Regions from separate parts of the Homo sapiens genome. Here region 1 is linked to region 2. The links are chromatin contacts, found by Hi-C or POLR2A ChIA-PET in ENCODE. All regions are on one chromosome and are shown on one strand. The core of a region is the stretch at or near the end of the contact, and the rest is flanking DNA. Distances in the headings are between cores, read along the strand shown.

Evidence for each region. A loop is a pair of places that touch in the nucleus more often than their neighbours do. ChIA-PET counts read pairs that join two places held with the same protein, here RNA polymerase II (POLR2A).
Region 1: a loop to region 2 is called in a map of endothelial cell of hepatic sinusoid, with 5 times the contacts of the local background. The contact joins the enhancer-like site here to the promoter of LHX9 in region 2. A Hi-C loop is called at or near these places in 2 of 168 maps with a recorded cell type or tissue (Calu3 and endothelial cell of hepatic sinusoid). POLR2A ChIA-PET finds 5 or more read pairs at or near these places in 4 of 52 experiments (AG04449, BJ, K562 and 1 more).

Annotation. Positions count from the first base shown.
Region 1 is chr1:197,993,395-197,997,257 of GRCh38, forward strand. No RefSeq gene overlaps it. Among named protein-coding and RNA genes, the nearest start is that of LHX9, 78 kb to the left of the region's middle. Within about 2 kb of position 2,242, at least 2 of the 41 ENCODE cell types and tissues checked have a DNase peak (open chromatin) inside an H3K27ac peak, as active enhancers do; they include PC-9, where a contact is called at or near this core.
Region 2 is chr1:197,915,792-197,919,184 of GRCh38, forward strand. LHX9 (LIM homeobox 9) reads left to right here and starts at 1,581. Exons shown (of 5, transcript NM_020204.3): 1 at 1,581-2,206. The coding sequence starts at 2,033. RefSeq lists an enhancer at 2,152-2,878.

The sequences.
Region 1 (3,863 bases), core at 992-3,491, 78 kb after region 2:
AGCTGAATTTGGGGAGAAGCAACATCTTTATAATATTAAGCCCTCTAGTGAGGAAACATGTTATGTTTCTCCATGTATTAAAGTTCCAGGGAAACAGAACCAATAGATATAGATATAGATATCTATATCTATATAATATGTGTGTGTAGATATATCTTTTATATATCATATATAACATGTCATATGAGATATATCTTTTATATATTATAAGATATATCTTTTATATATTATATATATCTTTTATATATTATATATAAGATATATCTTTTATATTTTATATATCATATAATATATATCTTTTATATATTATATTACATATATCTTTTATATATTATATATTATATATAATACGTGTATATATATCTTTTATACATATTATATATGTGTATAAAGATACATTTGTCTTTTATATATGTATCTATATATAATATATAATATACATATTATATATACATATTTTATATAATATGTAATAATTACATATATAATATACATGTATAATTACATATAGAATATGTAATAATAAATAATATACATATTATATATAATATATAATATATAAAAAAGATATATATACACACATTTATGTGTATATATGTTTTATATATAAAAGATATATATTATATATAAAAGATATATAAAATGAATATATAAAATATATATAAGAATATAATAAAATATATCTTTATATATATCTTTTTTATATATATATAAAAGATACTTATAAGAATATATTGGTCCACATGATTATGAAGGCTGAGAATGTACTTAATCTGCCATTTGCAAGCTGGAGACTTAGGAAGGCCAACGGTGTAGATTCCATTTCCATCTGAGGCACTGAGAACCAGGAATGCCTAGGGGAGGAGACAGAGGAAGTGTATTTAATCTCCCTCTGCCCTTTTGTTCTATACAAGACCTCAATGGATCGTGTGATGCCCACCCGTATTAGGGAGTGCCATCTGCTTTACTCAGTCTACTAGTTCAAAAGCTAATCTCTTTCAGAAACACCCTCACAGTCACACTCAGCAATAATGCTTAATTAGATATCTGGGCATCCCATGGCCCAGCCAAGTTGACATATAAGATTAATTATCGTACACCAGATATTCAAATTTGTCTTTATGACTCCCAGGAGTGTTTGGGAGTTTTATGTACATGAGTGGTATTTATATCCCTTAAGTATTTGTGGAGCACTTAGTCTATGCCAGGCATTGTTCTAGTGCTGGGGATACAATGAACTAGACAAGCAGGTGGATGTTCTGGTATGAGGAGATAGAATGTAAACATATGAATAAATTATTAATTTTTTAAAAATACATAGTGGGAAGTATTAAGAAGACAACAACAAAACAGGGTAGTGAGATAGAGTGCAATTGGGAAGTGGGGTCCGGGAGCTACTTTAGTAGGTGGTCAGGGAGTCCCCTCTAAAGAGATGGCATTTGAGAAAAGAAATGTTGCTAAAGATCCGGTTAGCTGAGGACATTTCAGGAGAGTGGCAAGCAAATGTAAGGCATAGATTTGATTGAGATTATTGTATCTGGGTCAGCATGAAGGCTGGCACGGTGGAGCAGATTGGGCAAGGGAAACAGTGTAATAAGTAATTGATATCTGAGGCAGGCAGTATCCAGATCACGGTTGAATTTGTAACCTGGGAAAAGGAGTTTCGCTTTACCACCTTGTTGCATCAGGAAGTCACTGAAGTGAGTTCTAAGCAGGGGAGAGATGTTATCAGATTTATGTTTTAAAAAGGTTATCCTGGCTGCAGTGTTGAAGACGAAGTGTTGCGTGAGAAGAGTGGAAGCGAGGATACTTGTTAGAAGGCTGTTGCAATACTCGGAGTGGAGAGCCAAGGTGAAGATGAAACCAGTAGCAACAATGAGCAAGAGCAGTTTACTTAGGTAACCTGAGTACTTATTAACCAGAGGAAAATCAAGATTGTGATTTCCCAAGAGGTTGCCTTCAAAGCAGTCTCTGATGCCTTTCAGGGCAAGAGATAGGACCCAGGAGGCAGGCTTAAAAAATTTTGGTAAGCAAATGCTAAATTGTGCAACAATTCCAGACAGCTATTTTGAGAGTACCATAGTGCCCCATTGTCTTCAGAATATATGTTCCAAGACCCTCCGTGGATGCCTGAAACCACAGATAGTACTGAACTGTATGTATGCTTAGAGTTTGTTTGTTTTTTTACCTGATAGCCTACATGACTATTAAGTGACTAACAAGCAGTGTATTAGTTTGTTTCACACTGCTGATAAAGACATACCTGAAACTGGAACAAAAGAGGTTTAGTTGGACTTACAGTTCCACATGGCTGGGAAGGCCTCAGAATCATGGTAGGAGGTGAAAGGCACTTCTTACATGCGGCAGCGAGAGAAAATGAGGAAGAAGAAAAGCAGAAACCCCTGATAAACCCATCAGATATCGTGAGACTTATTCACTATCACGAGAATAGCAGGGGAAAGACCAACGCCCATTATTCAATTAGCTCCTTCTAGGTCCCTCCCACTAAACATGGGAATTCTGGGAAATACAATTCAAGTTGAGATTTGGGTGAGGGCACAGCCAAACCATATTAAGTAGGTAGTGCATACAGTGTGGACATATTGAACAAATGGAGGATTCACTTACTGGACAGGATGGAGCATGAGGGCTTGATATTTCATCACACTACCCAGAACAGTGCACAACTAAAAACTTATGAATTGTTTATTTCTAGAATCTTCTATTTAATATTTTTAGATTGTGGTTTACAATAAGTATCTGAAGCTGGGGATAAGAGGGACTACTGTATTTGTTCCATTTTGAGTTGAGATACTTATTTTTTTCAAATCTTGCTGTGGGTTTTTAATATCTTTTTTTTGGAGACATAGTCTTACTCTGTCACCCAGGCTGGGGTGCAGTGGTGGGATCTTGGCTCACTGCAACCTCTGCCCCCTGCGTTCAGGTGATGTTCCTGCCTCAGTCTCCAGAGTAGCTGGGATTGCACGCTGCATCACAATACCTGGCTAATCTTTGTATTTTTAGTAGAGACAGGGTTTCGCCATGTTGGCCAGGCTGGTCTCAAACTCCTGGCCTCAAGTGACCTGCCAGCCTTGGCCTCCCAAAGTGCTGGGATTACAGGCATGAGCCACCATGCCTGGCCGATTTTTCATTATCGTTTTGGTTGTTGTTTAAAGACAGGGTCTCACTTTGTCATTCAAATTGGAATGCAGTGACAATCCTAACTCACTGCAGCCTTGAACTCCTGGGCTCAAGGGATTCTCTCCCCACAGCCTCCTGAGTAGCCTTCTGAGTAGCTATAGGGTCAGGTAACCACACCCAGGTAATTGTTCTGTTTTGTTGTCTGTAGAGATGGGTCTTACTATGTTGCTCAGGCTGCTGTTGAACTCCTGGCCTCAAGTAACCCTCCCACCACAGCCTCCCAAATGTTAGTGTTACAGCCAATATTTATTATCTATTCATGACTAGTAATGTAAATTATAAAGTTTCATTTTGATGAAGAATAAGCTTCATCTAAGCTCCCCGGTCCACATATATCAGATGAGAAAACAACAACCACCCTATAAATCAGTAATACAGAGAATGCAGGAGTATTCACCAGTGAAAATTTTAGAATCTGCAGACACTATGCCTTAACTGGGGATTTAAAAAATATGCATGTATTACTGATATAATTCATATAAAGGATTAGATAGTGGTACAATTTATCTATTTAGAAAAATATTTTTTATCTCATACTTGTAGAGAACCCAAAATTTCCCCCATTAACTTTCATTCTTCTTTGGTTATCATTGTTAATAGCTTGCATTGCTTAGTACTTCACAGTTAACCAATGTATTTAGTGCAAATTTATTTAGTCTTTC
Region 2 (3,393 bases), core at 331-2,830:
TTTCCTCTCTCGCTTTATTTCTGCCTTCCTTCCTTCCCCTTCTTCTCATCCTCTCACTTCTTTTTTTCTTTCCTTCTTCCCTCTCTCCCTCTCTCCCTGGCTTTTCTCCCGTCATCTTTCTAGCTTTGGCCACAGTTCCCGGTCGGGCTCCCCCGGGCGGAGGGAAGCGGGTCTGCGGCCGGGCGGCTCTTGTGAGGTATCTAGGATGTGCCAGGACACAGGCACCGCAGTCCTGGGAAAGGCGGCGGGAAGTAGTGGGGAACGCAGGCTGACGAAGGGGACGGAAGGAACAGAGAGCGGCCGGCGCGTCCTCCTCTCTGGGTAAAGCCGCGTTGGTTCCTGCCGCAGCGCTGTGCTTCGGACTCCTAGGGGGCCTCTGGCCGTTTGAATGAATCGACAATATCAGAGTATTGTGGACACTTTTTAATGGGGCCGGGGAGGGGCCGCCGCTGCCGAGAACTGAGGGCGACAGAACAATCCCACCTCTTGTGAGGAGCAGGTCTGCCATTCTGCTTGTCAGTTCTCACCTTCCCCTCCTCCACGGCAAAGAGTCCCTTTCACACCCTTCTGAGTGTGCGGGTGCGCCCAGTTTTACAAGTCCTCTGTCCTGCCAGGGTAGTGGGAGAAGCACGCGATGGGGCTAGCGCCCAGTCCTGCGGGGGCAGGCGCCAAGCTCCCGGGAGTCCGCAAGTCGCTTCCTATATTGGCAAGCTTCAAATGAGACATTAGAATCTCCGGCAACCTTCCTTCAAACCTGAACCGGGGAAGAGAATAAGCCGCCCTATGGCCAAGGCGCAATTGCGTACCCGTGTGTACAGGTCCATGCCCTGTCCCCTACACTCTAATTTTCTCAAAGAAAATTGTTTTGCCAAAAGTAACCCTGAGAAATGCAGACGCTCCAAACGCCCTCTCCACTTCGGATGAAGCCAGCATCTAGTAGGGTCTCCGGCCCTCAAGAAGGTGAGGCAAAGAGATGAATTGTCAGACAGCTGCTTTTAAAAGTGGATTGAGGAAGATGGGATGGGGAGGAGAGGAACCAGCATTATCTCCACCTCAGTAAATTGCTTACATTTCTGCTCAATATTTATGCATTTCGGGTGACAGTCCTGCAGGCTGGGGATGAAAAAGTCCACAAGGAGGAAATCCAAAGTTTGAAGTTGATATTCTCTGTGTCCTGAGCCAAGGTCTGATCTTGAACTCGGATCAAATAGGCGGGTTCTAGGCCTTCTGCAACAGGGCGGGGACAACAAGAGCTCCTTTTCCCCTTTAAAACATGACTGCTGGGAACTCTTGGAAGGATGTGTGTGTGTGTGTGTGTGTGTGTGCGCGCGCGCGCGCGTGTGTGTGTTTTGTGGGGAGGTAAATGCCCCCTCCTCCTGCCTCCCCGCTCTCTATCCCCCCACCCCTTTGTAATGTTTGTCCTGCTTGCCCATCACCAGGGGGTTGAGAGGAGTATGACAGGTCTTTGTTGTCTGAATAAAAATCCGTGGCAGCTCCGGGGAGAGAACTCCTCCTACTAAATTATCAAAAATGGGCTGGCTTTAGTCTCTTAACAAATTGGACACAGCTCAGGCAGGAGCAGTCCCCAACCCAATCTACAGGCACTGGGAACTTGCAAGCAGCCAGGGAACGCTGAAAATAGCACGTCTTTTTCTTTCTTTGTGTTCAAAACTATTTTCTTTCTTCACCAGATTTTGTTTTCCTCCCCCCGCTGCAGTTGTTTCCCATTAGTAACTCGATCTCTCAGAGCAGTAAGATTCGCCTTCTACGCCTCTTTTTCCCTCCGCCCGAATTGTTTGTTTTCTGCACATCTCCTTCAGGGAGCCGCTGAGGCTTCCCCCCAACTCTTCCCAGTTCTTTTTGCTTCCCCTCGGCCCCCCAAGCAGACCGATTTCCACTCCATCTGTTTCTTCTCCTCCTTTCTCTCCCTCTTTCCCTCCATCCTCGAGCGTCTCTGCGCTCCTACAGGGCAGCCCTCTCTGGTCCCTTGCCTCCTTCACTCGGATGAGCTGAAAGCCCCGGGCGTGTGTATATGGAAATAGTGGGGTGCCGAGCAGAAGACAACTCGTGTCCTTTCCGCCCCCCAGCCATGCTCTTTCACGGGATCTCCGGAGGCCACATCCAAGGCATCATGGAGGAGATGGAGCGCAGATCCAAGACTGAGGCCCGTCTGGCCAAAGGCGCCCAGCTCAACGGCCGCGACGCGGTAAGGAAGGGCTCCGCCGCGGCGGTAGCCGGGCACCCCTGCGCCCTCTGTTAAACCAAGCCGACTCCCTGGCCGGTGGAGAACCGGAGCGGCGGGTCGTAGAGACGTCCGCTTGAGGGTGGCGGGTGAGTTTTCTCCCGTCCACCTATGCCTACAGGGCTAAGAAACGGTCGTTTTTCTGAATCGAAATGTCTGCAGCTGGCTATCCTCCGTCGCAGCTGATTCCGAAAGAGCAGGGAGAGGAACTGGGAGGAGGTGGGATGGGGGGTGGTGGCATTCTCTTCTACAGACCTCAAGGTTCCCTTGATTCCGGGGCAGGCGTCTCCCCGGCGAGGATCCGCAGCTCCGAGGGCAAGCTGGGCATAAGCAATAGGAGGACGGCGCGCTGCCGAGGCGTCCGAGCCAAGCAGGAGCCCAGGTGGCCTTAGTCTCTGGGCCTGATGACCGGACCTGTGGAGTAGATTCCGACGCGACTGGGTCATTTCCAGTTCTCTAGACGCTCGGGGCTTGGGACCCCTAACCGAGAGAATCTCAGGGTTTCTGGCATCCCGACTCAGTCCCTCTAAGGAGACAGCACTACGTTTAGCGCCAGGACCCGGCGGGTGTCATGTGTAGGGGGAAATCAAATAAAACATACGGAGGAGCGCGGCACCCAGTCGAAACGCATGAACTTTATAACCAACCCTTAAACAAGCTAATCAACCACCACTGTTTCTACTATCCATAATAATAAAGTCATGTCCTCTTAATAAAGAAAACTAATTACTTATCTAAGCGCTTCCCTTTCCAGATTACTAACGGGGGGGGGGGGGGACTACAGAAGTCTCCGGAAATTATTTCGGCCAAACATAGCTGTGTAGATCCTTTGGTACCACAGTAGGACTTGTAGCCCAAACTAATCAGGAGACTGCTCTAGCCCTTATCAGCTGGGTTTTGGGTCCGGCCAAGTAGCCCAACTGGTGAACGTGTCTATATTTGTAACACTCATTCAGTGCCGGGGCCCCTGGTCGGAGTAAAGGGCTAAACTTTACTTTTTCAGGCCCGCTGAAGTTTCGTGGGGAAGATCAACCCATTTCTGCTAGTCGTGAGGGAAATGTCCGGAGGTTAACTCCTTTTCCCTTTTTCTGGTCATCACTTTTAAAAACAAATAGTAGCAACCCAAACCCAAATTTTGCAGCGGGGCTGGG